Regions from separate parts of the Homo sapiens genome. Here all the other regions are linked to region 3. Evidence: chromatin loops called from intact Hi-C (ENCODE). Cell type or tissue: K562. All regions are shown on one strand. Links, peaks and the distances in the headings refer to the core of each region. The heading gives the core; the rest is flanking DNA.

What was found. Peaks named below come from ENCODE experiments on the same cell type or tissue, not always from the same donor. Only the 100,000 strongest peaks of a DNase experiment are listed, where the experiment ranks them.
Region 1: it touches region 3 in a loop (2.1-fold over the local background); 7 of 110 quality-filtered maps call a loop at or near these places.
Region 2: a loop joins it to region 3, with 2.7 times the contacts of the local background. A loop is called at or near these places in 4 of 110 quality-filtered maps.

Annotation. Positions count from the first base shown.
Region 1 is chr21:14,597,752-14,608,783 of GRCh38, forward strand. SAMSN1-AS1 (SAMSN1 antisense RNA 1) reads left to right here. Exons shown (of 5, transcript NR_046512.2): 5 at 174-552. It also overlaps a transcript of SAMSN1 not described here. Among named protein-coding and RNA genes, the nearest start is that of SAMSN1-AS1, 21 kb to the left of the region's middle. RefSeq lists an enhancer at 4,910-5,049. In K562, for the core only: no CTCF peak of the experiment used is centred there; no DNase peak of the experiment used is centred there.
Region 2 is chr21:14,578,795-14,589,826 of GRCh38, forward strand. SAMSN1-AS1 (SAMSN1 antisense RNA 1) reads left to right here and starts at 3,408. Exons shown (of 5, transcript NR_046512.2): 1 at 3,408-3,497; 2 at 6,568-6,744. It also overlaps a transcript of SAMSN1 not described here. In K562, for the core only: no CTCF peak of the experiment used is centred there; DNase peaks (open chromatin) are centred at 3,367 and 4,637; H3K4me3 peaks cover 1,320 bases.
Region 3 is chr21:14,671,759-14,682,790 of GRCh38, forward strand. LOC105372738 (a long non-coding RNA gene) reads right to left here and starts at 6,841. Exons shown (of 2, transcript XR_937589.2): 1 at 6,720-6,841; 2 at 4,927-5,322. RefSeq lists a cis regulatory region at 5,836-6,232. In K562, for the core only: no CTCF peak of the experiment used is centred there; DNase peaks (open chromatin) are centred at 2,063, 4,196 and 5,993; H3K4me3 peaks cover 676 bases.

The DNA of each region.
Region 1 (11,032 bases), core at 1,125-9,124, 75 kb before region 3:
GAATCAGGCTCTATGCATGTGCCTGTTCCACCATCCTTCATGTGTGCCTTTGCCTCACGGCTGGAAGACAGCTGCTGACTTACCAGGTATTACATCCAGCTCCAGGCAGGAAAGAGAGCAAAAAACAAAGCTTTATCCTCATGAGACTCTGCCTTATTTTTTTTATTTTCCAGAAAAGAAAGTCCTCCTCTGGAATTTCTGACTATATTTCATTGGCCACAACTGGATTCCATGGCCACCCCTAACTACTGGGGAGGCTGAGAATTCAAATGCTGAAAATTGCAATCTCCATAGTGAAAGACACGAAGAAAGAAATTGATTGAAATGGGTTAATTAATTCAATTAGCAACACTTTTTCTCAGCAAAGGAGCTGAGAAAGAAAATGTTTTGGTTCAGTCCTGGGTAGGGGTGCTTGACAGTGCTTAATATCACCAGCACTGAAGGTAATAAATATTATCTCTCTTTTCTATCATGAATATGAATGATACTCTGAAGGCTGAATGCAACCTCAGAATTTAAGTGAGAAATGAGGCATGCAACACTTTTGAAAATATATTAGCCCAAAGTCTGTATTACTGCATATTTTATTCCCCTTTTAATATGCTACAAAAGGTTTGAGCCATCAGCTGAATGCTGCCAGAGAAGAACAAACAAGAACAAGAATGCAAAAATAAATGCTGGGAGTCAAGTTTTCCCAAGATGTTCTTTATAGTTGGTGTATGATCACATTTCTAAGCAGACTGCTTTGCTTCAAGCTCTACCCATCAGCACTTCTTCCACAAGCCTGGTTCTCCAGGAAGTTTATCCCGGGCTAACTATGCAGAAATATACGTGGGGCAAAGTGGGTACTGGAGAAAGCATTCCATGAACTCCTTCTTTTGCCCTGCTACCTGATTCTGTGTAACTTCTTCCATGCCTGAGATCTTCTCTTCCATTTTGAGAACATGAAGGAAACATGTTTGCTTAAGTACGTTCTGGTTGGGAATTAAATATTTAATTCTGATCATTTTTAGTGTCTGAAATATATTTCGTAAGCATGGTCATATGATAATTATAACTATAAAATGTTTTACATTCTACAAACTTTATCCCATGTTACTAATATTCAGGAAATGATCATAGGAAAATATTTGCACTAGGATACTATTCATTATTTTAACTCTTTCTATTTATACATAGTTTTAAGAAATTCTACAATGAATTTATATCATCTTCATAATAGGGAACAAAAATAAACTTCACTTTTTCCATGAGGCTGTTGTCTTCCAAGACCATACCTAAGCCAAGTTTGGGTTTATAAAGTCAAAATCATGAGATATCCCATCTGTGAACAAATACTCATGGCTATAATTTGGACGTTTGTTGTTTCCAAACTTCATGTTGAAATTTGACCCTCAATATTGGATGTGGGGTGATATGGTTTCATTGTGTCCTCACAAAAAATCTCATCTTGAATTGTAATCCCCATAATTCCCACGTGTCAAGGGCGGGATCAGATGGAGGTAACTGGATCATGGAGGCAGTTTCCCCCATGCTGCTGTCATAATAATGAGTGACTCTCATGAGATCTGATGGTTTTATAAGCATCTGGCATTGCCCTTGCTTGCACTCACTTCATCCTGCCACCCTGTGAAGAAGGTGCCTGCTTCTCCTTAGCCTTCTGCCATGGTTGTAAGTTTCCTGAGGCCTCCCCAGCAAGGCAAAACTGTGAGTCAATTAAACCTCTTTCCTTTATAAATTACTTAGCCTCGGGTATTTCTTCATAACATTGTGAGAGAGGACTAATACATGGGGCCTAATGGCAGGTGTTTGGGTTATGGGGCTGAATCCTTCTACAATAGGTTAATGTTCTCCCTCAGTGGTGAGTTCTCACTCTATTAGTTCCTGCGAGAGCCAGTTGTTTCAAAGAGCTAGGGGTGCACCTCTCCCTGCCTTGCTTCCTCTTTTGCCTTGGAATCTCTGGGTCCCCTTCACCTTCAGCCATGAGTGGAAGCAGCCTGAGACCTTCACCAAATGCAGATGCCCAATCTTGAACTTTCCAGCCATCATAATTGTGACCCAAATAAACCTTTTTCTTTATAAACTACCCGGTCTCAAGTATTTCTTTATTTTGTTTTTATTATTGTTTCTTTATTTTGTGTTGTATTATTGCAACACAAAATGGACTAAGACACTCACCAACTCTCTTGAATTCAAGAGTTTCATGGTTTGTGTACTGAATATTGTCACATAAAAATACCACTTCCTAGGCTCCAGTCATGACGATCCAGGTGAACAGGAGTATGGCACCAAAGTCTGCCTTTTTAAGTAATACTCCAGTTGAGGCTGATACAGACAGTTCTCAGATACACTTGGAAAAACACTTATCTGATAGTCATTTGTTCACTGATGGAAGGCCAAGTTTCATGCCATAGTCCACTCTTATGCACACTGACAAGCCACTTTGCTACTCACACCAGCTTCTCCATTTGACAGTGGCTGCCTCTCTTCCCCATCTTTCAACAGATAGTTTGCATCTCCTTCTCCTCAGTCACAAGGAGTTAATAAATTAATATTTTGCATAACACTCTTTGTTAAACTATTCTGTCATATAGATAAGTGTTTCTTAGTTAAATTCAATTGAATGTCTACTGTGAATAAAATTTAGATAAGACCAGTGCCTACTCCCAAACGACGATTTTTAGATTAGATGGCTCCTGCTTGTCTGTCACTAGGTATGAATTCCTTCGATCTTTAGTGATACACTACATGTCACAGTTGAATGGTTACCATTTGGAAGCACCATTTCTTGCCCAATTTTAACCTTCAGAAGCATTGTTGTTAGGGTAAAGATTTATCTTTAACCATTTTATTCAAAGAACTTTCTATGTTACTTTCTTCTTTCCACGAAACGGGTCTATTTTTCTACGAAAAACCTACAGAAGGATTTCCTCTTGGCAGAAGGCATGTCTAGTGAGCTATTCCAGTAAACCAGCTGTTATTTTTCTCCTGGCCAGCAGACAATGCTTCACTTAGATATTATATCTGAGGTCTCATCTGAATTTAGGAAAATGAGACTGCTTGTTTCAGAGATAATCTTCCAGCTGTGCTTGTGCAAGTCTTATTAAGCCCTTGAAAGAGTAAGAGGAGAAGGAGGGTGAGGGAGAAGAGGAAGAAAAGAGGAGGAGCAATGACAACAAATGAATTTTTGAAAGTATGTCTTAACTACCAGACATAGAACTATAGTGTTTTAATGACAGGTCTCACTGAATCCCATGAAAGTACTGAGATATTTTTTATAGATGTATTTTACAGATGATAAAAACAGAGGCAGAGAGAGTCTAAGTAAATTGCACAATGCCACATAGCTACTAACAGTCAAAGCAAGATTCAAACTGAGCTCTGTCTGATATCAGAGCTCTCATCCATGCACTGTGGGAGAACCCACTGGGAGATACTACAAGGGCAATGTGTTATCACATCTTGTAGCATAGGCCTATCACTCTGGTAGCATCAGAGCAGTCAGCAGAAACTCTAGTGGATCAAAATCATGATCTACCATCTAATTTATTGGAGGGCCTCCAATAGCCTCAGGAATCAGGCTGGATTTAGGAATGTGAGCCCCCCCTTCCTCACCAAATCAGCACTTTATAATTCATATGCTATGTACCTTCTATCCACTGCACCGAAGAAGTTCAGTTCTAAATTTTCTAATGAAACTATCAGAATGATTAAAGAGAACCTCATGGCTGTCAGAGAAAATATCAAAAGTCAGTCTGATGCCTGAATTGGCCTTGTTGACTCATATATCCTCTCTTGTTACAGGGTGAATAGCAAGTATTTGGCCATTGATTAATGTTACATTACTATTATTAGTGAGGCCAAACATTCAGACTTTTTTAATTATCCAAACTCCTGGGCTAATTAATGCAGTTTTGAAAGGGATTGGTCAGGACTCACAGTTTATGTTTTTATATAAGTGTTTAGCATAGGTCTTGACAGGAACATCCCAGTATATTAATTTAATATTCCCAGAGTTACTTATCAAAAGGCTGTACAACATGATGTTTTGCAAAATCAAAATAGTTTATTATCTTATCATCATTGAATTTTTTTCATTTATATTTCAATTCACAGGGACATAAGCATATCAATTATAAAGCAACCTATAATAACTAAATAGAAACTAGCTAAAAGGCTGTGTAAGTATTGTACACTATGCCTAATATATTACAGAGCTGAGTAACAAGACGATTTTCACAAAACACGCAAATGCTGATTATTCACATTACCTGATAGGAAGTTCCTTGTAGAGTTTTTCCTTGATAGGTATGTATGTTGTTACTTAGAAAATCATCTTCATTTAGATCTAAGAAAAGAGATAACTGTTACATACAGAATATCAGACATTACAGGATTTAGGAAGTTTCGGTGCAATTTAACACTCATGTTTTTATTTAGTCTGTAAGACATTACATTGGCTACGTCAAAAATATTTTTTTTTGTTAAATATATGCTATTTTTCTTTTTTTTTAACAAGAAACAGATCAAAATAAAATAGAAATTTAACAAAATAGGGATGCCGCTGACCATCTGTGTCCCTGAGGAAGTGATGGAAATTCACTGTGACTCCCTTTCTTGGTAATAATAGGATTGTGGACTAGCTACAAAAGCCACTTCTAACTTCAACATGCTATGACTCCATGCAGTTATCACCTCACCTGTTTCTATTAAACTAAGCTTTCCACCCCTGGCATTTTGAGCTTCATTAGCTTAGGTCTTCTCAACATGAATTATTTATGTTGAAATTGTTCTATGCATGCTTTAGTGAAAGCTTTGCAATGTAGCATCCATTTGCTTGCAGCTAAATGAAACCTTTTCAAATGCAGCAGCACTTCCCTTTTAGCTCCTGCAAATGGGAGCTTCATTTATTTAAGTCTGAAATATATGGTATGTTAAAAGAGGACAAGACTTTATGGGTCACTTAATCCAAGCCTCTTATTTTACAGATAAGGAGAGTGCAACCCAACATCACCTGGTCAGCAGACCAGGGCCGTTTCCTTTCACTTTCACTCCTATTTACTTGCAACCATTGCTTCAGTTTTCTACTATTCCTCATTCTCATATTCTGCAGTGGAAGCAGGGACAGGCAAGTCCTATCCTCCATGCACAGTGATAAATAGGTGCAGATTTTTCTCCAGATCTCCATCATAGCTATAGTTAAAAGATATGTTAAATTCACAGCTCAGTCTCAAAGTTATTTGCACCAATAACTTAATATTTAAAATGAGAGTAACCATACAACAGAATTCCAGAAAGTACCTAAATTTTAAACTGAGCTGATTTTTTGATCTGGTTCTTTGAATCAAGAATTTATGTCACAGGGTCAGGCTGCTAGAAGCTGAGCTTTTGCAGCTTGGTTTTTAGTTTCTGAACTGGGAAAAAAAAATATTGCCTCCCCTCTTATTCCTTTCCATCTTGTCTCTTTTAGTCACCTTTTTACAGGAATTTTGAATGACTCCTTCTATAAGCATTCTTCTAGGTGTAGAAAAAGAACAGTAAAGTGGCCTCCTGTGTTCTAGAATCTGGAATCAAGCTGAGAAAATAAGATACGAATATGTGCAATGCACTTTCATAACAACACAAGGCAGAAAAATGAGTGATTCACACACAATACTATGGAGAGAGACCACTATGACTCAGAGAACTTGTGGAAGAGACAAGGCCAGAATGGAAGCTTGAAGAATGGATACAGTTTGAAAAAGTGGAAGGAAAGGAAAAGGTGTAAATATAGCAGTGATTCCATGAACCCTGGCCTATTATGCAGCATAAACGGAACATGTTTAATTAAGTGTAGAGATTGAGGCTGGTTAGGCCAGAGGGCAATTCTGGATATAGAGTAAGAGGAGGTAGGGCTGGATAGGTGACTGAGGCCAAATTGTAATGGGCCCTGAGTACCAGATGGAAGAATTTGGGCATAAACCATTAGACCAATGTTGTAAATATAAATATCTACAGGAATCAAATATATAACTAAATGAAGTTAATTAGATCAAGAAGGCAATGGGAATTCTACAGTGAGCTTAAAATCCAGCTCCACAGCTAAAGAGTAGCCATGGCTCTGAGCTCTCTCAGTTGAAGTCACCTGAGACTTTGGGTCCTGGATTGGAAATTTCCCTCATGTTTTTCAAGGATATACAAATATACGGATTTTAATGTAAAATTTCCTGATTTTTAAAACGCCATATGGCCCCAAACAAGCTTTTCTTCTGAATAAATTCAGCTATAGAGGTACCATTTTACAGCCCCTGCTGTAAAAAATGGGGGACCTTTAAGGGCTGGGACTAAATTAGGCACACTTAAACCTTTGGTGTCTGGTCTTACACGTTTTTGTTTATTTATGATTCCCAAATATTACTCTCCAAAAATGTTTTATAAAGACAGAATCTATTTGGTCCTAAGTAGCAGCAAAGGCAGGAGTTGAATTAGACAATATGCAGGCTATATTTTCCAAAGTTGGCCACAACCATGCCTCCCATTCCGTGTGTTTTTTTGCAAAGTGACTTTCCCATTCCATCAAGAAATGGAGTCTAATTCTTCTCCTGTTGACTCTGGGGTGATCTTAGTGACTCACTTGTCACAGTAGAGTGCAGTGGAAGTAATATTTTGTGACTTCCAAGGTTAGGTTAAAGAAGCCTTGTATAAGCCGGGGGCAGTGGAGGACCTATATCCCAGCTGCTTGGGACGCTGAGGCAGAGGAATGCTTGAGGCCAGGAGTTTCAGATCAGCTTGGGCAACAGAGTGAGGCCTTGTCTCAAAAAGCAAAAAAACAAAAAAACAATTACAAAACAAGAAACCTTGCAGCTTCTACCTTGGGTTCTTGGGATGTTCATTCCTTGATGCTTCTTCCTGTGATGTGTGAAGCTCCCTTGAATGTTGCACACACTTGAAACCCAACCCTGAGGCTGGGAGAAGATGGAGTGACATGAAAAGGCCACATACATGTTCTGTAGTTGGCTGCCCGGCTGAGCCGGGCCTAACCTAGACTAGTTGTCAGACATGTAAGTGAAGGAGCCTCTGTATGACTCCAGCTACCAGATGTCGAAGTCCTCCCCAGTCATTCAAGTCTTCCCAAATGAAGCCTCAGACATCACATTGTGAACCAGTTCCCCAAATGAATTACTGATCTGCAAGTGTGTGAGCCTAATAAGATGTTCTTTTATACTACTAACTATTGGAATGGTTTGTTTGCCACAATAGATTATCAGAACATGCATGAACTACATGGTAGATTACCAACATCAATGTGCATAAAAATATGCCATCCAGCATAAAAATTGAGATTACAAGTGCCCTTCAAATACAGAGGCAGCAAGGGATGATGTAAAAAAGTTTTTATTTCTAATCAGCTTTTAGGTTATTCTAGCATAGATACTTCTGACCATATTAATTTTCAAATAGGCAACCATAATCTCAGGAAGAACTCCTCTGAAGAACTGAAGGATCCTAAGATTCATTTGTATAAAACACTAGAAGTCTAAGTGGTCTCATCGTTGAATTCAGAAAGCCTTCCTCGGCTATATGAGGCATCACACCATGCAGTGGGTACCCTTTCCTCAGGGAGTTTATTCCCATCTTGTAAGCAAGCATTTAGAGGTATGAAGTAGGACTTCCCTCTGGTATTCCTCATGTAGTCTAGTTTGGCCAGAGTTAAATTACCTGCTCTTAGGAAACAAGTTTTTCTAAAATTAAATGTGTGTTTCCTGAAAATTAACCAGAATGGTGAATATATTTGTGAATTTATACCATCTTTTGCCATCTTAAAATTAAGCTACTTGGCATCAGACCAACAAAGAAAAATAATTAATAAGATCTTGAAAAATTAAGCCAAAATATTTATATGCTTACATTGAAGAGGCTGGCCAAATGATATTGACTAGAATTCAGGAGAGAAATTAGGTTTCAAACCAATGGTAATTCAAATGGTGGACTAGAGTAGAAGGCCTTAAGAACACCTCTTCTTTCCCACTGGGTTCCTCCTTTTATAATTAATCTCATTAAGCCATATGTAAAGAAGATTTATTTATTTATTTATTTATTTATTTATTTATTTATTTATTTATTTTTTTGAGATGGAGTCTCACTCTGTCGCCCAGGCTGGAGTGCAGTGGCGCGATCTGGGTTCACTGCAAGCTCCGCCTCCCAGGTTCACGCCATTCTCCTTCCTCAGCCTCCCTAGTAGCTGGGACTACAGGCGCCCGCCACCACGCCCGGCTAATTTTTTGTATTTTTGTAGAGACGGGGTTTCACTGTGTTAGCCAGGATGGTCTTGATCTCCTGACCTCATGATCCGCCCGCCTCGGCTGCCCAAAGTGCTGGGATTACAGGCGTGAACCACTGCGCCCGGTCAAGAAGATTTATTTTTAAAGTAAGTTTGCAGCAGTATAGATGAAGTTAATGTTTCTCTTATTACTAACATTGTTTTCTGACTTTGTCTGGTCCCTCACTTCCCTTACTAACATATGCCATTTTTCCCCAGCTTTTTCTTGTGGAATAGTCTGTCACAGTTACACTGATTGATTGAAAAATTTCTGAATCTCCAAATATGTTTTGTTTCCTTTTTATTATTTTTTAAATGTTGATTTATTTTTATTCTTTGTACTTTCTGGTATAAAATATGAAAACTCTGTTCTTGAAATTATCTTTAATTAAATCATAACTTAATCTTAGGTAAACTCCAATTCACAGATTCAAAAGTTTGTTCTTCTCAATTCTTTTTTATAAACTCAAGTCAAAATAAATTTAAATATTTTAAAATGGACTTTAACTTACTAAAATAAATATTATAAATATTCTTCCTATCTATGATGCTGAAAATTTAACAATTAACCTGAATTATAGATTAATTTCTCCTCACACCTAAGCTATGCCAATTTTTTAGTTGTAAAGTCCTAAGCATTCAATTTATTCTACATTATTTTACAGATGTAGTCTCTTTTAATAGAACAGATGTAGGCTTAGATAAAAATCTCCTTAGAAGAAGGAAATGGACTAGATAAACTAAAAATATTTTGCATCTGGAACTCAGCTTATTCTGATAAATTTGGTCTTAACCTATATAGTACAGTCATGTTGTTGAGCTATGGATTAATACATCAGACAGAAATCTTAGCTAAATATAGCCTATGGAATTTTTTCATCAGGTCCCAATACTCTTTAGGGCTGAAATGCTATTAATATAATGTGTTAATGTAGAAATATCATTTTGAAATTGAAATTGAGGAAAATTACTTTTTTTGGCCTTGAATTTTATAAGATTGCTTAGGAGTTAATGTCACTCCTACAGTTTATTTCCCTATATATTTTCTTCTATTTTATTGAAGCCATCTTTACAATTTCATTAGTATCTAATAAAATCATGTGGGTTGTGGATGACAGCAATGATGTACTTTCCTATCTTTATCTCACTGAACTCCACAGACTGCCTATCCTCAGGCACAGGAAACTACTCTTAAGTAGTTATGCAATTAACAGCTAAAAAGGAGTGTTTAAAATGAGAAAGAAATATTTTAGGTTGATACATAGGTCACTAATTACTTAGAAATACTCTGAGCCTTCCAAATGAAACCACTATACCCATAAAATTTGAGCCTACAACTTGTGGTCTTGAATTTCTCCCTTCAATTTATAATGTTACAGACAGCCTTGGTCTCTGGCCATCAACTCTTCCTAGCATGGCATTAATTTCTAGGAAATGTCCAGTGACTCAACTGCTACTACTGAAATGTCTGCTGAGGTTCTTGGACACACACATGCACACGCACTCGCTGAACATGCATGGTCACTCAAGACCCTGAGAAATATCAAAGCTGGGAAAAATTCTGTAAAGCCTTTCTTTCTTCCTTCTCTGACAAAGCAACCAGAAGTAACTCATCTAAGGTCAGGATTCTTTGCTGCTTTTTCAGTGTAGCTATAATAGAATTCCGTGCCTATTATTCCCAAATTAACAAAACAAAACAAAAACATACATAAGAGAAAGGTAGTTTTAGGAAATAGAATGCTTGAAGAAATTTATGGAAAAATTTACATCTAAAATAATCTGTAACACCATTATACCTTCTTTATCCATAGATCAACATACAATAATCTAAAATACAACATGTGCTTATAGAAGGATTAATAGATAAATGGAATGGCGGATGAATAGAGAAACTGATAGACAAATGTTTGATTAACTGACTGAAGGTGTGGATGCATATAGCTGGCATCCATGTGGTAAAGACAGAGTCCAATCCAAACATGATAGAGAGGGAAGTGGAGCAAAGTGGCTGAATAGAACCCTCAGTAATCATCCCTCTCACAGGAATACCAACTTGAATGGCTATTCACACAAGAGAGCACCTCCATAAGTAACTAAAAATGAGGTGAGTGATCACAATACCTGGTTCTAACATCATATCCTTGAAAGAGCCACTAAAAAAAGTAGGAAAGGTGGTTTTGGATTGCTGACTCCACCCTCCTCCTCTATCTCCTGGTAGCATCCTCATGGTGCTGAGAGAGAATATTTGTGCTTGGGGAAGGGAGAGCAAAGTTATTGTGGGACTTTGCATTGACCTCAGTGCTGTTTCTCACAGTGGAAAGCAACACAGGGCAAAATTCAGCTGTCCACTACAGGGGGAGCATATAGACTTGCCCCCACATTCTGACTAGCCCCTCCACAGTGGGCTGAAGCACTTTGGGGTCCTAAGTAAACTTGAAAGGCAGTCCAGACAACAGGGCCTGAAATTCCTGGGCAATTCCTGGTGCTGTGCTGGGCTCAAAGCCAGTGGAACTGAGGTGCACATGATCTAGTAAGATATCAGCAGGAGTGGCCAAAGGGATGCTTTCATCACCCCTTTCCCAATCCCAGGCAGCACAGCTTGCAGCCTCGGGAGAGACTCCTTCCTTCTGCATAAGGAGAGGACACAGGAGAGTGAAAGGACTTTGTCTTGCAGCCACAGTAGAATAGGGCACTAGGCAAACTCCTAAGGTTCCCAATCCATTCTTCACTCCC
Region 2 (11,032 bases), core at 1,576-9,575, 93 kb before region 3:
GGTTTAGGCCCAGCTCCATCATATCTGCATATCTTGGCACGTATATTTTTAAAAATATAATCACACTCTTACCCTTTTAAATTGCAAAAATGTCGCCTCTGACTACCTGCCATTAATAGTAAGTAACATTCATTACAGAAGCACATCTTTTCAAACCCCAACACTGCCTCCTTTACATTCTATAATATGAAAGTTAAATAACCTAAATAATAACCCTGCAATTACTATTGAAAAAAATACCAGCTATGCTAAAATGAAACTGGATATTTTTCACTTGTTGTTGTTATAGAATATATGTGTAGAATACAAAAATAATAATTTGCACTCATCCAACTTCTTTCACTTTAGTGTCTCAAATCCCGGAGTGTAAGTGGTCTCATTAAGTTTACCAAACCAATTTAACTCTAACATGCTCTTGAACCCTCTCTCCAAGTCCACTGAGGCTTTTCTGTCACGAATGCTGAACAATATCATCTGAAATTCTGAGCATTCTGTAGATATGTTTGACCTTCTGCAGATAAAACTCACTTAATCGTTAAGTTATATATTAAAATAGACAAAACTACCTAAATAAAAAAGAAAAATATGACTGTTGTGTATTTCCCTACACCTACACACATCCACAAACACTCACATGTACAAAATAATTTATCTATAACTGGATTTATTAGAATGAGGAAAGCTTTGGCTATAAGAACAGCTAGAAAAACAAGAAGAAATATGCTTTATCTGGATCTATGGAAACAAAGTCCATTGGTTTCTAACCTCCATTTATTTAGGCAACAAGTGCTACTCAAATATTTATTTATTTATTTCTGTTCTGCACTTCATGTTAGAAAATGCTCACTTTTTTTTTTTTTTTTTTTTTTTGGAGGCAGGGTCTCACTTTGTTTCCCAGGTTGGTCTTGAAATCCTGGGATCAAGTGATCCTCCCACCTTGGCCTCCCAAAGTGCTGGGATTAATGGTGTGAGCCACCACACCTGGCCACTTCTTCAGATATTTATTGAGGACCCATTACATTATAGGAACTATGGAGGATACAAAGATAAGTTATTCATAGGAAGTATACAAATACTGAACTAATTCCAGCACAAGTGGAGTATGGTTAAGTTCCATGAAGATGAGGGCAGTGTAGATATCATTTAGCTCTGTATCTCCAGTGCCTGATATTGTGAATAGCAAATAGTAGGTTGGCAGGATGTGTTTCATGGATATGGAATGAAAGAATAATGCCCTCAAATAATGTAGAAGTTCAAAGGAAGGAGGGACTACTTCTGCCTGGTGTTACTCAGAAAAGCTTTCTAGATGATGAAGTATTTGATCTGAGTCTAAGGGATGATGGGATGGGTTCTAACAGAGAGAATTCACATATCAGGCAGAGGCCATCACACTGTCACAAAGATAGAGGGAAGAAAGTGTGAGACAGCCTTTAGGAATAGCAAATCATTCAGTTTGGCAGTTCGGCATAGGAAATCAATAAGGTGGGGGTAGTGCACAGATAAGACTGAAAAATTAGATTGAGTCCAGACTGATGAAATCCAGAAATGCCAAGTTAGGGAGTCCAGATTTTATTCTTGAAGAAAACTCTGACTATTTGTGTTCAGATGCCTATACAACAGCTTAGCCACTTGCCAAGGAGTCATCAGCCTTGATCCTGCTTCTGAAGATATCAGAGGGAGTCATCAGAAGCACGTCCTAATTATATTACCAGCTACTCTCCAAGAAGCTACTCTAAGAGAAAACCTGCAAAGTGCAGCAGTCCCAGAAAAGAAGATGAAGATTAAAGAAGAAGGAGGATATTTAGAAATGATTAATGTTGGTCAGTTTCATCAGTTCGAAGTCTGTTATCAGATACCTGTTATATTTACTATGGCACTTTGAACACAAGTTACTTTAATTCTAGTCTTTGCAGACTTAATGCACAAATCTTAAAAGGCAAAAAAAGTTCCAAGAGAAAATATGCCTTTTAAGAGACCTCTAAATATGTTATAAAATGTAGCTTCTGTCTAAGAAGAGACTGATTCTTTGAGGAAAATGGTAGAGAGTAGGCTCCCTGGATACACAGAATTGTCCCATTCATTCACTGAAAACACACATGACCAGAGGAGCTGTAGGTAAAGTTATAAAACATGCCTTGAGCAATTTACAAGGAAATTGAAAAAAAAGTACCACTCTTAAGTACTAGAAGATTTATAATATTTGACTTTAGCTTCTTGACTATTTCCATTTTTTAGTTAAGAAAGTTAAGATTAAAAGGTTTAAATAACTTATCCAAGCCCAAAAAAAAAGTAGCACAGCCAGAATCCATCCAAATTTGTTTGACTCCAGAGAGCATACTCTTTCTCACGTATCACATAATAGCCTTAGAGTCTGCCCTCGTATATGGAAAACACTCTAATGTAGTAGCTAAAAGCAGGAGCTCTAGCTAAAAGCAAGACCTAGGTTATAGGTCTTGGCTCTACCTCCTGTTAGCTGTCTGACTTTGCACCTGTTACCAACTTTTTGTGCCTCCATTTTCTCAACTGTAAAATGAGGGGAAATAATATTTCTTTTTTTTTTTTTTTTTTTTTTTTTTTTTTTTGAGGACGAGTCTTGCTCAGTCGCCCAGGCTGGAGGGCAGTGGCGCGATCTCGGCTCACTGCAAGCTCCACCTCCTGGGTTCACGCCATTCTTCCGCCTCAGCCTCCCGAGTAGCTGGAACTACAGGTGCCCGCCACCACGCCCGGCTAATTTTTTTGTATTTTTAGTAGAGACGGGGTTTCACCTTGTTAGCCAGGATGGTCTCGATCTCCTGACCTCATGATCCTCCCGCCTCGGCCTCCCAAAAGTGCTGGGATTACAGGCATGAGCCACCGTGCCTGGCCAAAAATAATATTTCTTAAGGTAATATTTCATAATGTAAGTCCTTACCTTATAGAGTTGATGTGAGATTTAAATGAGATAATACATATAAAATGCTTAGGAAAATGGCAGGCCCAAATAAAATGCTCATTAAAATTAGCTATTATTTTTCAGTGAAATTTCATTATAATTGCAATAATTTAGACAGTTCACTTCACATTTTCTTGATCTCAGTCAACACACGAAGTCTTCCTTCAATCAAAAAGAAATCCCTGGAAAAATTTTATGCAGTCATTAATTTGTACACAAAGGAATATATGAAATGTTAATATGGGTAAAAGTCACAAGAGTTTGGTTGCTTTTTGGAAAGACAACTCTTGCTCTGGTAACTTTTCTGAAACTGATAAATTTCACTGATTAGCACTTTTGCTATCTGTTTCTTTCCCGACAGTACAAAACCCCAGATAAGATGACACATTTCCGTAGTCTGCAAACTTACCCATGAATGTAGGAGATCCATATCTGAGCAGGAAGACTTGAGACGTGTGTGGCGAATACAAGAGGAGCAGTGGTCCCAGGGTCCAACTTGTGCTATTTGGAAATCAAGACATGTCCAGAGAGGGTTTTCAGGAAAAGGCTTCCAGTGATGCCACATGTAAGCTTCACCTTCATACCAAGCTAATTTATCTTCCAAGTTGCAGTTATTTAAAGTGCTGGATCTACCCAGTGATGCAGAAAGAGTATCCAATCTAATCTCCATTTCTTCCTTCCTCCTCGTGCTAACACTATTCACTTTCTTTTCTCGGGACTTGGTTAATTTCAAACAAGAAATCAACGTGTCATCTTCATCTTCTGAATGACAAAGAAATAGGTTAAAAACTATGATTATAATTCTTCACATATAGGAATTATTCTTCCATTTATATAAGAGAAATAAATACACTGCAATGGATAAACCAAGAAGTCATTCAATTTTATAAAATTATTTACAGCAGCATTTATTTAAAAAGCAAGTTATTTTGCTATATAAAATTTTTTGTTTTGTAAAAGTCGCATTTTTCTGACATTTTTGAAACCATAACAATTGATTAAATTCTATCTCACTGGAAAGAATGGAGGCCACATACAAATAATATGCTGAAAGATATTTGAGAAAAAAATACAATTAAAAAACCCACCTCTTATGTTTCTATTCTTAAATATTTTTTTAATTTTTAAGGTCATGTGTATAATAAAGAATTATAAGGAAATAAATAAAATTATTTGCCCTACTTAAAAGAATAAAATCTCAGTGGTTTGGACTGAAATCCTACTGACATTCTGAAATTGTCTATTTTAATATCAATCTACCAAGAGATGTATGGATGCAGTGTGTCTCACAGTGAAATGGTTTTCAAAAAACAAGAACGACAAAAATTTAAAAAAGCCATATCTGTAATACCATAAAGTTCATTTGTGAGATCTATATTTACACAATGTGGCAAAGACTCTGATGAAATTTCTAGTAATGTAGAAAACAGTTACAGAAAATAGAAATATATATCACCCAGAGTCAATTGCTCTATGTCATGGAATCCCTTTAAATCCAAACGTTTAATGGGTATTTTTAAAAGAGTTCGATTACTTAAGGCATGCTATTATAAATAAATAAATGAAAATCAAAGTTGCATGCCATGGACATACCAATTTGTTATGCTTACATCAAAATTCAAATACATTGTTTTCTATGGCCAAGGAATGGCGACAGTGGACACTGCTGAGCTTCCTCCATTGCTCTCTCTCACTGTGTCTCGGAGCCCGGTCTTGAAGGCAAGGAGAAACGGGGCGGTGCATAAATACGGGGTAAAATTCAGGAACAGATGGGGATGTCTGTTTTAAAATAACTTGGCAATAAAAAAAAATCCTCAATGTTTAATGATTATCTTAAGACTTTATCAAAATGGGCTTCATTAACGTATGCTTCCTTAGTTCTCCCTCAAAGGAGTTTTAACAGCTTATTGAGTTCTTACTTACGGAGGTTTATTAATGTCGGTTTCACCTCATCCAGATTCTGCACTCTGGCTTTCTTAGTCCAAACCAGTTTCTGTAGTCGCTTTAATGTCCCCATTGATTCCACAGGGTCACTGCCTGATTTTATGGCCTAGCACAAACACAGCTCAAGGTAAAGACAAATTATTCCTCACAAAAGATTAAATATAAAATATGTTGAGATCATAAATGTGGAAAAATTAATAATGTGACCTTAAAACCTGAAGCCTGAGTCAATTTAAGCACTAACTTGAAAGCACACCATACTTTTTGGGTTCAAAATTATAAAATATGTTACAACTGGCCAGGCATACTAAAGCAGAGTGGTTTTACCATTTTTTTTTTTTACTTCAAAATACAGCAAAATGGATTGAATTCAGAAATATCTATAAATGACTCACTCCTGCCCACTGTGAAACAGCGGAAAAAAACAAGATCTTTGCAGTGTAATATAGATGGAACAAGAGGTTCAAAGTTGCTATTTGCTAGTATTGGAATAGACTGATAGTATACAAAGTCTACCTGCTAATATTAGATAAAGCAGAATTTAAATAGTCTTCATTTTCTTTTTGGAAATTTGTGGACAAACAACATTTGTTTCAAGTATGAAAATTTTTCAAATAACATACTTTTAAAAAAATAGCCTCTTGCTTTCTAGAAGATATGCACTAAGTGAAACAAAAGATAGCCACAGCATACCACATCATGTTTTAGAATATGTGTCACTTGTTTATTATGACAAAATATGGACAAAATATAATTAACATTGCATTAATGACTCTTGTTTTCTTTAAAAGATTCAGGAATGTTTCCCACTAGTTTACTGTTGAATTTGTATTTATACAGCTTTTACTTATTATCTTAAGTATAGTTCCTCTTAAGGATTTCAAAATACTTTGGAAATTAACTCTTTGTGTGCTAAGTTTTATAGGAATTGATAAAAATCATTGTGTTCTGTTGAATTCACTAGATGTGATGTAATACATATAGGAATACTTTTTCATCCAGAAAGTTCTAGACTCAGAAATATTTCTCCACCTGCTTTTGTCTCATTCTTTCCATTGAACAGCTGATAAATAGCATCTACAAAGACACTGCAGTTTTCAAGAGGTGAATATTTGCTTCCTCATTAATGTTTGAATGAGACATATTTATAATAATGCTTTCCAATCCTTTTAAGGAGACTATAAGCCCAAATAAATGTTTGGAAGTAAAGGATATCTGACATGCAACATTTCCAATCTTTATACTCAGCTGTTATCTTTGTTCTTTAAGAATGACTTTGCACAACCAGTATAAACTTGTTGATCTGTCTCTGCAAAATAGCACTTACGTAGGAAATGTGACGTTTTTGTCAGAGGAACCCTACCTTTTTGCATTAAATAAGTGGGAAAATATTGAAATCATTTTAATCTTTCAGAAAGGACTGTGATGAGATATGCTTAGAAGCACAAAATCTTCCCTCTCTTTCCAAAGGCCATGCTCTGCTCAACACAATTTCTATTGCTGTTTATTTTTTTGTATTATTTCTCAGTGTTTCTTTTAGTGCTTTCTGAGTTACTTGATTTTATAGACCCTTTACAACTCAGGAAAGGCCATTTTCTACTCTTTAGACCCTTTCAGAAATAATAAGATGACATTGCACAACCATTTTTTCTTTGTTGTGCTTCTATTCTTATGGCAACTTCTTGTTACAGCCAAAGCTTAATTGCTCCACTGAAACACTGGCAACAAAAATCGTCTTCTCTTCTCCCTTTGTGAAAAAGGCTTTCACTTAATGTGGAGAAAGGTATTATATACCAGGGAAATGGAACTTTGTATAAATGATTTTCCCCCAAGAGGAACTAAAGCATTTGGAAGGTATCTGAATTCAGGTAAGTAAGATCTCATGTCCTAGAGGTTTTAAAACAAACTGACCTTTCATTATTTTGTTCACATTCTATTGTAGCCTTTTTAAAGCATGATATTGTTAATTTTTGTATCTTTATTCACTTTGAGTTACTGGACATCAGTCTACTGCATTTTATTTATTTTTAAAAATCCTATGTGCCTAGGATTGTACATGGCTTAATAAATATGTACTGAATGTAAATACAATCCTAATTTTATACATGTTTTATATACAAAATGGAGTATCCATAGTACATGTTTGATACTAGACTCATTACTTTCTAGTAGCAAATTATTTCTGGACAACCTCCTCTTGTTAATAGGTACTATATATCCAAGGGATGAAATTTAGAGTTAATATTATTATAAAAGGTATAGAATCATTACAACTATGTATTAAAAAGAAAATGTATTCAGATTAAAAATACAGCCAGGTGCAGCAGCTCATGCCTGTAATCCCAGCACTTTGGGAGGCTGAGGTGGGCGGATCATGAGGTCAGGAGATGGAGACCATCCTGGCCAACATGGTGAAACCCTGTTTCTACTAAAAATACAAAAATCAGCTGGGTGTGGTGGCATGCACCTGTGATCCCAGCTACTTGGGAGGCTGAGGCAGGAGAATTGCTTGAACCCGGGAGGCAGAGATTGCAGTGAGCCGAGATCGCACCACTGAACTCCAGCCTGGGTGACAGAACGAGACTCCATCTCAAAAAAAAAAAAAAAAGAAAAAGAAAAAAAAAGAAAAATCCTCAAATATTTTTCAAATAATAACCCTATTTATCTCAATTCTCTTATCCATTACCTACATATTTGTACTGAATGTGATTGATTAAGTTTTATAGTAACATACCTTTTAAATTTTAAATGTGTTCTAAGAAGATTAACCCATAAATTAAACCTAGCATTCAACAAATCAATAAACTTTTATTTGAGCACCTAGTAAATGCCAAGCACTATCTCACATTCTGGGGATATGGCATAGAGGAAGTAATATGAGATCACAGTTTTTATCAAGTCTAATTCTAGAGGGAGGTGACAGGCGATAAACATATAAACAAGTATATAAACATAAGAATGTGACATAAGAAATGCTGTATTAATAATTAACAGGGTGATTAGTGAGGATGCAAAAAGAGGGTTTATTAATATACTGATCAGGAGGAGCTTCACTGAAGATACTAAAGCTGAGGCCTGAATGATGAGAAGGAACCAGATATGTGAAGATTTAGAGAGGGTTTAGAATTCAGCAGATGGTCAGAAAGAATATTTCACCTGAGACTTGCATTGGAGAAAAAGTCAGCCAGGCAAGTAGCAGAGAGAAGAGAAGTCTTGGAACACAATACAGTTTGCAAAGGTTCTAAAGCTGGAATTTCTGGAAGAATGCTTAGTATGTGCCCATGAAGGGAAAGAAAGGAAGAGTACCAAGAGATGAGCCCAGAGAATAACAGAGATCCTTCCAGGAAGCTTCTGTAGAGCAGGTTGAAGAATATGGAATATCTAATCAGAGGGTGATACAACTTGGTTTACAGTTTTGTTCTTCTCTCTCTACTGAATTTTGATTTTCCATTTCAATGGACTCTTCCCAATAGCATTCAAATGTGCTTCATGTTATTCATCTTTACTTCACCATCTTTTATTTACCACTTTTTCTATTCTTCTTTGATCCTAGGCATTTGTATCAAAAATGTGAACTATGTATGCTTCCTTTAATTCTATTAACTTCTCATCCTTTTAATCTATCTCATCTATCAGCTTTCATCTCTACCATTCCCTTTTAATTGTCATTTTGATCTAATGAGCCATTCTTAAACTCCTTTACTATTTGATATTCAGCAATGTTGACCACAGTGACCTTCTGGAAACACTCTCTTTTCTTGGCTTCTGTGACACCATGTTCCTCTGATTTTCCTTTTGCCTTTTTTGGCCCTTCCCTCTATAACTCCTATATGCTGACACCTTCCTTTTCTTGAAATTAAATTTTGAAATTACTTAAGGATTAACCCTGGCCTTTTATCTGATATCACCACCATTCTCTTCTCATGTGCATGCATGCACACATACCACTTTTAATATCACTTATATGCTAATGACTCCCAATTTATTTCTTTCCCCAGGCCTCTCTGCAGAGCTTCAGACTCACATATCCAACTATGTATTTAAAACAATTTTTTTGTTGTTTTATCCATCACCTTATTTATTTATTTATTTATTTTTTAAATTTTTTTTATTACACTTTAAGTTTTAGGGTACATGTGCACATTGTGCAGGTTAGTTACATATGTATACATGTGCCATGCTGGTGCGCTGCATTAGGTATATCTCCCAATGCTATCCCTCCCCCCTCCCCCCACCCCGCAACAGTCCCCAGAGTGTGATATTCCCCTTCCTGTGTCCATGTGATCTCATTGTTCAATTCCCACCTATGAGTGAGAATATGCGGTGTTTGGTTTTTTGTTCTTGCGATAGTTTACTGAGAATGATGATTTCCAATTTCATCCATGTCCCTACAAAGGACATGAACTCATCATTTTTTATGGCTGCATAGTATTCCATGGTGTATATGTGCCATATTTTCTTAATCCAGTCTATCATTGTTGGACATTTGGGTTGGTTCCAAGTCTTTGCTATTGTGAATAATGCCGCAATAAACATACGTGTGCATGTGTCTTTATAGCAGCATGATTTATAGTCCTTTGGGTATATACCCAGTAATGGGATGGCTGGGTCAAATGGTATTTCTAGTTCTAGATCCCTGAGGAATCGGCACACTGACTTCCACAATGGTTGAACTAGTTTACAGTCCCACCAACAGTGTAAAAGTGTTCCTATTTCTCCACATCCTCTCCAGCACCTGTTGTTTCCTGACTTTTTAATGATCGCCATTCTAACTGGTGTGAGATGGTATCTCATTGTGGTTTTGATTTGCATTTCTCTGATGGCCAGTGATGATGAGCATTTTTTCATGTGTTTTTTGGCTGCATAAATGTCTTCTTTTGAGAAGTATCTGTTCATGTCCTTTGCCCACTAAGCACAGTCAGAACTGACCTCTAGAACTATGCTCCAAATATGATGCTCATCCCATCTTCTTCAACTCAGTGAAGGCCATCTTCATCCACCCAAGTGCACATTCCATAACTAAGAGTTTCATCTATTCTATCTTCAAAATGTATCTTGAATGTCCATAACTAAGAGTTTCGTCTATTCTATCTCCAAAATGTATCTTGAATGTTTCTTTTTCTCCATCTCTATTGTTACCAATCTAGTTTAATTTTCTTTCATTGAAACTACTGTCAAGTCTCTAATTGGTTTTCTTTTCACTTTTGTCTTTGTAATTTAGAGTCTTCTTTGAAAGATATAAATTTCCATCAAAATGGTAATTATATGTTAATGTAAATGTAATTTTTCATATGTATATATTTAACATGTATATACTATGTATTTCATATATTTGTGTCTATAAACAGAAATATCTTTTAGTTCATTTTGCTCACTCTTCCTTAAGTAATACAAAAATTTTGTTAGAAGTGCTTGGTTAAATATATCTCATTTTCAGACACTTTGCTTGAATATTAATATTAGAGAATACTTTTTAGAAGATAGCATCAATGAATTATTGAACTGGATTAGTCCTACGATCATATTTTATGAGCTAGGATGGAAATTATTAGACATCTAGTCTACCAGGCTATATAAAAAATGAGAAAACTCAGAGAAGTTAAGTGGCTTACTCAAGGAAAGATAATTTATTAATAATAGAGTTGGGATGGAAATCAAGTATTCTGACTTTTAATCCAATGTTCTTTCTTACAAGATCTTTAAATGCCAGCATAATTACTAGTTATCTAGTATTGACAGCCAAATTAAGACCAACCAAATTCAGGGAATTTATTTGGAGGTTAAATATGGCTTTCCAAAACAGAGGATAAGTATCAGGTACTTTCAGATTTATAGGCCTATCCTCTTAAATATACATAATTAAGAAGGAAATATATAAATATATGTGTGTGTACGTATGTATATACCTACATATATTTGCTGGAAAGGCATTTAAAGCTTTTAAATCTCTCTTGATTTTATCACTTCCTTTTAAAGAAGGAAAATTTAGGCTTATGGAGACTAACAAAATCCAGATTGCGTTATCTGTCTGAATTATGTTCTCTTTACTCCACTAATGAAAAGATAGCTGAATAACACGTCAGACTTGAATGAAGTAAAAAACAAAACAAAACAAAGCAGAAAACCCTTTGTTTTTGCTCTTCTTCTTAATTTCTG
Region 3 (11,032 bases), core at 1,725-9,724:
GGCATATCATTTTCTAAAGTGATTGCATCCCATCAACAATGAAGGAGAATTCTAGCTGTTTCATATCACCATCAAATCTTGGTATTGTTCATCTTTAATGTTTTGTTCTGATGTGTGTCTTAACTGGGGCTTTACCAATATTGAGGCCCTTTTCATATGATTCTTAGCCATTTTGACACTATGAAATGTGTGTTAAAATTGATCACACATCTCTAATTAAGTTATCTGCTTTTTTTTTTTGTATGAGTTCCTTATTCTGTTGATAAGTAATTTGACAAATAAATACATGTTACAAAAATCTTTTCCCAGCCTGTGGCTAACTTCTCATCCTCTTAATTTTATCACTTTATAAACAGAAGTTCTCAACTTCAATGTAATCCAATTTGTTAATCTTTTTTTTTTTTTTTTGCATTTTTTGTGTCTTATTAAGAAATCTTTACTCATTTCGAAGTCGTGAAGATATTCTCCATGCTTTATTCTAGAAGTTTTATTGATTTAGCTTTTACACTTTAGGTCTGTGATCCATCTCAAATTCAGTTCTGTGTTTGATGTGAGGTAGGAGTTGAGGTTCTTTTTTGTTTTTCATTGATATATCCAATTAACCCAGCACAATTTTTTAAGAAGACCACTGATTCCTATAGAAATTCATGACACACTTATCATATCAAGGCACTATTTTAGCGTGGATATATTTTTGGAATAGCCATAATTCCACTTGTCTTTGTGCAAATATTATACTTTCTTAATTACTACAGCTTTAGAGTAAGTCCTCCTATCTGGTACAGCTCTGCTGTTTTTCCTTAATAATATCTTGGCTATCTTAGGTTCTTAAGTATATATTTTTAAAGCATTAGATTAAAAATCTAAAGAAAAGTTTGAGTTTCATTTAGCCACTGACTACACATTACCTCATGAAAGAATTTAACTTCCCTTTCTGTTTCCTCACTTGTAAAATGTGCAGTGCTTGAATTAGACAATCCCAAAGACTTTTGCATTTGTGATTTTCTGGCCCAATTCACACAGAAAGGGACAGCAACTAATATTCATAAATAAACCACAGGAAACCTCCATTGAACGGATGATGGCCTAAATGCAGTCAATTTTTTTCTTCACAAATGTTATTTCACATTTAAAATAATGCATTTTGAAACTGGGGTTAGAGACTACTTGTTTAATATAATATCAACAGATTTACAAATTCATTGTATTTCTAATTGCCTCTTTAAAATGTGACAAAACACATTGCTTTTATTGTAAAATTTTGATAATATTCAAAACATTGGCTCACATATATTTCTCTATTCCTAGGACAAAAATGAAAGTCTGCAATAATCAGCACCACTCTACCTCTCCAAATAGGATCTTTAACCCAAACCCATCCTCTTCATTTTACCAGACTTATACCACAATGCCATAATTTGTTTTGCTCTCAAAATTTTCCTAATTCCTCATGCCTAAAATATTCTCCTGCTTTATTTTCACCAATTCACACCTAATAGTTTCTTTACAAATCATATCTGCCTGTCTTTCTTGAGTCACTTTTTTCTACTCACTTTTGTACTTTGTACTCATCCACCTGCACTGCATTACATAGTCTATCTCTATACACAAATTTATTAAACATTTTATTCTCATCTCCCTACTTAGATTCTAAGCTTCTATTTTGAATGGTCAGATGTGGAGTACTGAGTTTAGTATTATGCAACTATAGCTAGATCTTTGGGAAGAACACTTAGGTTGTGAGTACCTCCTCTGTGCCAGTCATGTGTTCTCTCATTTCACGATAGCCCTGTGAGGTATATCCGTCTCATTTTTAAAATGAGAAAATGATATTTATTAAAATTAGGTAACATCCTCAGTGTCACTTGTAGCATCTGAGCCTTTCCTGCCATCATGGAAATGGGGATGCTAACAAATTGGCTCAGAAGGCCCAGCTGACCATTGGGATGGGGAGGAGGGGGTCCTACAGGGCACAGACTAGGAACAAAGGAGCGCTTCTTATCAGAGACAAGAGGCACTGGGGCCAGAAAAGCAGACTAAGCAAGAAGTGATACAATCAGGTCAACGTCTGGGCTGAGAGATATAAGATAGATGCCAAAGCCAGAGGAGCAGAGTGTGAAACAGGGAGATAAAATGGAGCAGAGCCTGCTTTGAAATGCAGAGATGCGATTGAAAGAGGGAGGATGTACAGCAACAGAAAAGGCAGCAGGTGATTAATAGGCATTTTCTGGATGCAAAAATTAATAAATAAAAGAATAACTTATAAGGGATAAATGAGAGAGTGGCAACAAAACCATATTTAAACATTTGCAACCTGGGTAACTGGCAAATTATTAGTATGATTTAATAGAATTAGAGAATTCGGAAGAAAATGAAAGCTTGAGTAGTGCACATCGAAATGCATTTTGGATGGGACATTTAGCCATCAATGTTTAACAGGCAATTGAAAATGTATGGAGCTCAGAAGAAAAGTAGATACTGGAGTCTGCAGCTTACAAAATGCTTTACAATATTTTACCTTATTCTCTAAAATAACTAATAAAAAAACTGGGGTTGAGAAAAGTTGAGTAACCCCCACAAAGTGGCACAGTTAATGGGTGGATAACCTAGAATTTGAATTCAGGCTTCTTACCATAAAGTTGAGTGACTTCCCCAAAGTGGCACAGTTAATGGGTGGATAATCTGGAATTTGAATTCAGGCTTCTTATCATAAAGTTCAGTGGTGGATAATCTAGAATTCGAATTCAGGCTCTTACCATAAAGTTCAGTGCTCATTTTATTACATTTTACTGCCTTTCATATAAGAACGAGCAAATCATCTAAAGAAAAAGAGGGTGTCAGATACAGGATTCTATTTGGGCTGCAAATATGATAATGCCTTATGCTAACGTGCATAGCTTCGGGTGACAACAAACTGAAATTTATCAAAAACAGGTTGACCTCCCCCTTGTGAAGGATTTTTTTTATTCATTCCAAGAGTTGCTTGCTTATTGCAATTTTGCCTGCTGGTGTGGACATAGCTGAGAGCATCACCTGCCTGCCAAAAAAAGTAAATATGCTGGAAGCTGTTAAGTGGATTAAAACTTGGTACCACAAAGTAGTGCCCAATAACATAGTCAGAAATTCCACCTCAGCCAAAGATGTTCCTAAAAACTCAAAAACAAAAAGGAGAGGAAAGAACATTTTAGGAGGATTTATGAGGTAGAAGATACGAAGAAATTATACAATATACAAGCAAAGAAAACAAATTTTTGAAAATTTGCCAGATAGCTGGAAGCCAAAATTGTGAAAAGAAAAATCCCTATGAGAACTGCTAGTTTTATAAAATATTCTGGGAATTTAAGAAAAGGTAAATTAAATAAATTATGCATTAGTTATATTATAATTATGCTGCTGAGCTGGCATCCTTATTTTCTCCAAATTCTATCAATCAGTCAAAGAAAGTCACAGTGCATGGTCAGATTCAAAGTCACATTGCAATGGATGTAAACACAGACACCAAGAACAATTGCAGTCATTTTGTTGTCAGCCTGCAACTACCAGTAACCAGTGGTTTGATTTCAGGCAGTTCATTTCTCTTGGCCTCAGTTTCTTTATCTCCAAGATATGACTTAGGACTTTCTCTGTAGGATTCCTTACACTCCTCTGTTCCTAAAGCAACAACTTTCAAAACTGCCTTACAGGCAAATTAGAGGACTTTTCTGTATCTCAAAAAATACATATATATATAAACAAAGTGACATGTAGTTGCTTCAGTACGTGTAAAGTTACTTATTAAAAAGCAAAAATGCCATATAGAACATAAAAAGTGAAATAGGAAGATGAAATAAAATCAAACAACATTAAGTTACTATTGCAAGTCGCAAATGATTGAAGATGGCTTGTTTAGCTGTTTGCCAACACTAAACCAAATTGTCCACTTCATGTCCTAAATGGCCCAGCTTGGCACTGGATCATAACCCATATTCCACTTTATAGATTTTTCTTCATCAGTAATTCAGGGTGTGAAAGTGATCGATATTAGAATTACTCAGACTGTTAATATCGTTTAAATTAAATGGTTAATTGCTTCATTTTCTATTTTACTTGGACCATGAAGATTGAACCAATTTTATGAAGCCCAAACTTTAGACAAGCAGGTAGTAAGTGAAGGAAGTCAGTCACCAGCCAACAGCACTTCCTGTTTTCATATGCGGATAAGCAGACTCTCGTTAGAAACCCCAACTGCCAGAGAAGACAAAATGCTTTACTTCTCTCAGACTGACGAGGAAACAGTGGCTAACATAGAAATTGTTATTGTCCAGAAATAAAAACAAGCTTTCTTTAAATGCTAAGGAAAAAAATAAAGATTTAGTATTTTCCTCTGGTTTCATTTGCAAACATCTGTATGCACTGTTTTTCTTCAGGATACACAGTTGAAATGTCATATTACTGGAATCTGGAGATCACTTTGATTAAATTTTGCCTTGCATAAAGCAGGCTAAAAGAAGTTAACCCTAACTGCCTCCACCAATAAGAAAGAATGTATCTGAATTCAGCACAAATGGAAACTTGTAATGTTCTACAGTCAGGTGAGAATGAGGAAATGCTCAGATCTAAAAGGAGCTGTTGCTGTAAGGAAACCATTTCCTTGATATCTGCATGTTCATCATCTTAAGTCTCAGGCCCCCAGACAGCTGTCTCTTCAACTTCAGGAAATTAGACGCCAAAAAGAAGACCTGAAAAACTGAAACATGCTAAGCCTGTACGTTGCACAGGGGCCAGGCAAAACTATATTTAGGATTAATTTTGAGAGCTCTGGGTGGTTTTTGTTTTCTGTGTTGTGTTGTTGTTTTTAATTTGCAGGGAAGCCTGGATGTTAGAGTGATTCGTGTACACATCTTAGGTAGAGAAGCTAATAAGTAGATGTAAAGAAGTAAAACCGAATTCATTAAAACCTAGAGCATTCATTGACTTGTTTATTGCTGAGTGCTGAGTAGCAATCCACACACGGTGCAGTATTTATTTTTTTCAAAACAGAAACCCCCATAACCTATATGATGTTAACAAAGGGAAATTGCAAAACAATAACAAAAAAAGCATTTTGGAAAATAAACTCATTTTCTTCGCATTCTTCTTTCCATTGCTTCTGAAAATGTTTGAAAATCAGTAGCATTATAAACTTTACAGTCTCATTTCCCAAATTGGCTTTCTTCTTTTTCTCCTCCCAATCCTTGGTTATATTTGTCACCTTCTGTTTCTATAGCACATGGCTGAAGACCTAGCATTGCATCTGCAACAAGTACTCTGACTTTCTTCATGAATATAAGTTTACAGGAATGCCTGTATAAAAAAAAAAACCCATAGTAAGAGATTACAAATATCACATCCCTCTTAAATCAGCTTCCTGACTTCCTTTATCCCTTCATGGGTCTGGTATGTCAGCAACACTTGACAATGTGAGGTTAAACTACTTGCTCTGCTTATGATCTCATTCCCTCCTGCTATCTCTTTCAGAACAAAGACCTTATACTATCAGTTGATGAATTTTCAGCCTCTTTGCCTCTACCTGTTATATCACTGCCATCTACACATCAGCTCAAGCCATTCCTGTCTTTAAAAAACACCATCTCTGACCTTAAACCTTCCTCCATTAACCATCATTCTCTTTTTCCTTCCCCTGAAAGCCATGTTCTTGCAAAGACTAATTTATAATCACTTGGTCACTGCATTTATTGTTCAGTCTACCATAATTAGAATTATGTCCCATCATTCTATGGAACGTGATTTGCTGAAGGTTATTAATGATTCAAATTTTTCCAATCTAATACACTCATTGCGGACATCATCTATCTGGAGCTGGTAGCACAGTTGAGAGAGAGCTTCTTTACTCCTAGAGCTGGCTCCTCCCTTGAATGGATAAACCATTCTCCTGGTCTTGTGCTATCTCTTGGACCGTTCGCTCTCAGTCTTCCCTACGGCCTCAATTCAGCTGACTCTGTCTACTGCTTAACATCCCACAGCCACCACTGCTGTCTAGCTCCACTCCTCGATCCCCAGTCCTGGAAACCAGTCTTTGAAATCTTCCCTTTACTCTGGCAATTTTCTCTTCACTCGTCTTGCTGCCTCTATTCTCTTTCACATCCACTTTATCTATCCCCTCACTGTCAGCGTGATCTCTCAAAATATGATGAAACTACTTTTATCTAAAACCTTTAAACTCCTTCCTGGAACTCCTTATCATGTTCCCTTAGCACAAATTTCCCCAGTAGCAACCCTGAATAAGGGTTTACACGCTGATAGTTTATTTGGGAGCACAACGAACACCAACAAGGGAATGGGGAACTGATACACAGACAGGAAGGCAGGGAAGACTAGAGCTTAATCCTGCTACAATATCCTGGGGAATTGCTACAAAACTCATGTCTCCGAGTTATCCTAATGAAGGGAGAAGGTTGTGGGATACATATACAACAAATCTAGTCAGTCTGCTTCTGGGTATGGGGGGACTCACTTCCGCAGCACTTTTGGGAATGGGACGGGGGGACTCACTTCCTTCAGCACTTCTGGCCTACCAAGAATGGCCAGAGAACCTTCTAGAGATCCAACAAAGCCCCAAGGCACAGCTTGAAGTTGGCCCTGGAGCACAGTGAACTGGGCAAGGTACAAAGATATGGTGAGACTCTGACAGAATCTCCAACACGTGGCTTACAAATTTTATTTATGTCACATTATCTTACCCTATCTCTTGTGGCACCCTGACTCGCCTTCTTGCACACACCGTAGGGAAAACCTTGGATCTTGCATGATGTATTGCTCTGCTCTAGTCTGTGCATCTCTAGAATGCCCTTCTCCTCCTTGCTCACTGGTCAACACCTGATAATTCAACAGCCATCTCAATTGTTACCTCTGTCACAATCCCTGTCCTGAAATTCCGGTGGGTACTAACCAATGCTTCCCTTGAATTCCCACGTGCTATGCTCATGATTTGATTCCCTCCTGCTGTATAAATATCGATACTACAGCCTTGAACACTTCCCTGCAAGTTATGTTGCTGTATGCTGCTAAATAAGCCTTTGGTGCTAAAGCAGTGAATTTAGGTCACAGAAGCTCCAAATATAAAAATAAGATGCTGTATTTCAGGTGAGCAATTACTCCCATAACTATTTGTAGTGAAGTTGCCTACTATACTGATTTACCTTGTTGAGCAAAGTAAACCCCTGAACATATGACTAAAATTCAAAGGTATAAAAGTCAAACAATAGAGTTGGACCTTATAAGAAGAGTTTCATCCCAAGAGTTAAAACATTTTATAGAATTTTCAATTATACTTTGCCCTTTGGAAACACCCACTTTTATGACATAATAAAAAAATGCAACAATAAAAAATGTTGACATAATTGGCCAATCCCCACCCCTACCCACACACCCACACTACATACAAGACAATGATGGTGTAGCCCGAAAGAATCTCATGACTGTGGGACAGCCCTACTTCACAAGGGCTGGTGATATTCCTTAGTTAGAGGATGACATGCATTCTGCATTTGACATATGCAAGATGGATCAGGGATATTTCAGTAAAATGTATGAAAAAGCAGGTTGTGTGAAAATTGAATGTTGCTATAGCAAACAGCACTTGGATTATATTAAGGAGGAGTCTCTGGAGGTTAGAAGCTTGTCAAATTATTACTGTCAGAACAAAGAGATCAGCATGGCCTCTTGAAGCCAAAGTCAAAAACATCAATTTGAGAAAAACTGGATAACAAGAGGGGTAAACACATTTTTTTTTATTGAATTACCTCGTTTGCATGTCGGGAGGGCATATTTTGAACTAATTTTATGGATTCTCAGGCCCTTCAAGGTACAATGGAAAGAACGTTAAACTTGCAGTAAAGGATTGTATTAGTCCCTTCTTGTGCTGCTATAAGAAATACCTGAGACTGGGTAATTTATAAAGGAAAGAGGTTTAATGGACTCACAGTTCCACATAGCGGGGGAGGCCTCACAATCATGGTAGAAGAGGAAGGAAAAACAAAGGGGCATCTTACATGGCAGCAGGCAAGAGACAGTGTGCAGGGGAATTCCCCCTTAGAAAACTATCAGATCTTGTGAGATGTATTCACTTTCATGAGGACGGCATGGAAAGACCCACCCCCCCATGATTCAATTACCTCCCACTGGGTCTCTCCATGACACGTGGGGATTATTAAAATTCAAGGTGAGGTTTAGGTGGGGACACAGAGTCAAACCATATCAATGACCGTGGCACCTACTTGCCTGCCAACTCCTTTCAATCAATAGCATAATCCCTTCCTTTTAGGAACTGGTCAAGGATCTAATTTTAAGTTGTCTTTTTTTCAATGCCCTGTCTCAAGCCCAACCAAAGCAAGTGATATTAAATAGGGAAAGTGTAAAACAATGGTATGCAACCTCACTGCACATTAGAATCACCTGGGGAACTCATAAAACCTATGGATGCCTGGACCCATCCAAGATTAATTAAAAGAGATAAAGCCCAGGAATTTTAAAATTCCCTCCAGGTGATTCCAATGTGACTTCAAGTTTATGAACCACTGACCCAGCGGCATAGGCATCGCCTGACAACTTGTTAGAAATGCAAATTCTTGGGCAAAAATGCAAATTTTTGTTTCAGACTCACTGAAACAAAAATCCTGTGGGTGATGTCCAGAAAGCTGTGTTTTAACGACTCTCCAGGTAATACTAATACTAAAATTTGAGGACCCATGTCCACCTATTTTCACTGATGCTTTATCTGCGTGTTTTTAATCTATATTCTAGCTCCCCAGAGAAATAGCTAACAACCTCACATAGATATTATGCCTAACCTTACACTTTTACTAAAGTTCACTACAGAAACCCAATGAAAAGAGTGGGCTATATGTGATTTAGAATTCAAAAGCCATAGATTCCAAAGCAGTTTGCCCATTTGCTAGAGAGGTTACGTTCAGCAAGTTCTTAAAAGTCTCCAAGTGTCAGTTTTCTCAGCTTTCAATGAGAGTAATAGTAGTACTTATAGCAATGAGCTGTTGGGAGGAAAAAATCAGAATACCGACGTAAAGCTCTAGTATAACGTCTCATATATAATAGCACTCAGGAAAGGCTGGCTCTATAAAGAAACTTTCTGAAAATTTGAAAATATATAAATAAATAGAGAAAAACCTGGAAAAGATTGTATCAATTAAAACAAATCATTCTCAGGATTTAAGACTAGAAAATATCCTGACCATATTAACTCCTATTAGTCTATGAAAGATGTACGATAGCTCATTGTTTCTTTCCCATCAGAGGTGGTTAACATGAAGGTCAGAACTGGGCACCAAGCTATAAATTGGTAGTAACTTTACTGAACTTAGTTATTATTTTTTCATATTACATGCACTCATTTATAATATAATTTAGCTCCTTATCTGTAATGTTTGTTTCAAAACAAATCTGTGTATTATTTTAAGAAACCACAAATCCTTTTGAAACAAAGGCAAAATGTGAAGAAATGATTAATCGTGTTGCCTTAGAAAAATCAAGAACCATGGAATACTGTGCAGCCATAAAATGAATGAGTTCATGTCTTTTGCAGGGACATGGATGAAATAGAAACCATCATCCTCAGCAAACAAACACAGGAACAGAAAACCAAACACTGCATGTTCTCACTTATAAGTGGGAGCTGAACAATGAGAACACATGGACACAGGGAGGGGAACATTGCACACCAGGGCCTGTTGTGGGGGAGGAGAGCAAGGGAAGGGATAGCATTAGGACAAATACCTAATGCATGTGGGGCTTGAAACGATGACAGGTTAATGGGTGCAGCAAACCCCCATGGCACATGTATACCTATGTAACAAACCTGCACATTCAGCGCATGTATCCCAGAACTTAATAAAATAAAATAAGAAAATCAAGAACCACTATGTCCGTATCTCATAAAAATCTTTGAGTCTGTTTCATAATATTCCTTCTTGGGGTAAATTTTGTTGCTAGAAAATTTACTTTCAATGGTCCCTCTTTAACAAAAAACAGTAATGCTCACTCTTTTAAAAAAATAAAGTAAAAAAAAAATTATTTCTGCCAACCCACCAGATTTCACAATGGTAATGTGGGCCAACCACAAATCAGTTATTGTGTGCTCCTTCAATGTTCCCCTCTGTGTATATTTGAACTGAGATTACTAAAATAGATAAATGTGCATTTTTTATTTTATAAATAGTTTGTACAGCTCTGTATATAGTATTCTTTGTCTATATGTGTGTTTGTATTTAAGGATATGTTTATGTTTTTCTCTCTCTAAATGATAGAATTGTGGATTTAATTTTCTACTTTCTAATTGCTGTATTTTCAATTGTTTTCTGAAACAGTATATGTTGCTTTTTAAATCAAGGGAAAATACAGATAATTTAATGCTTTTTAGAATTTCCCATTAAAATAATTTCCATTCAGGAACAAACTAGAGAACAGTCTGAGAATGTGTGATGGTTGTTGTCATCCCAGTACTCCTATTCAGATGACAGGCCTGATTCATTCTCCTGCAAAGAACTTCTGTGTATCATTGTCTGGCATGCGCTTAAGGAGTCGTGATTCTCTGCCCATGTTTTCACAAAAGTAATTCTCCACTCATACTTTCTGAAAACTCTCTACCTTACTATATGCAAGTTGGGTGGATATTGTGTGGCACATGGAAAACTCTATTGTTTTGCAAAGAATATGGGAGAAGATCATTTAGGAACAAAAATGCTATTAATTATTCTGTCAGATATACAGGTGAGATTTATGTGAGTTTAATGTTGTCTTTTTCTCAGCTGTGCTATCCCTGACCTAGAATTCTAGAAATAATAGATTGCTAGATAAAAGGCTGATCATGCATCTCCACATCTACTTTTTGCCAAGCCTTTAAAACTAGGCCAAATATCTTACTCTTTCAAAAAGTTGTCACATTATAAGTGAAAGCTCTAAAGAAAGGCTTTTGTTTTACAGCCTAGATGACTGAGTGTATCTAACATGTCTGTACATAAACGTAGTTGTATGGGTACCA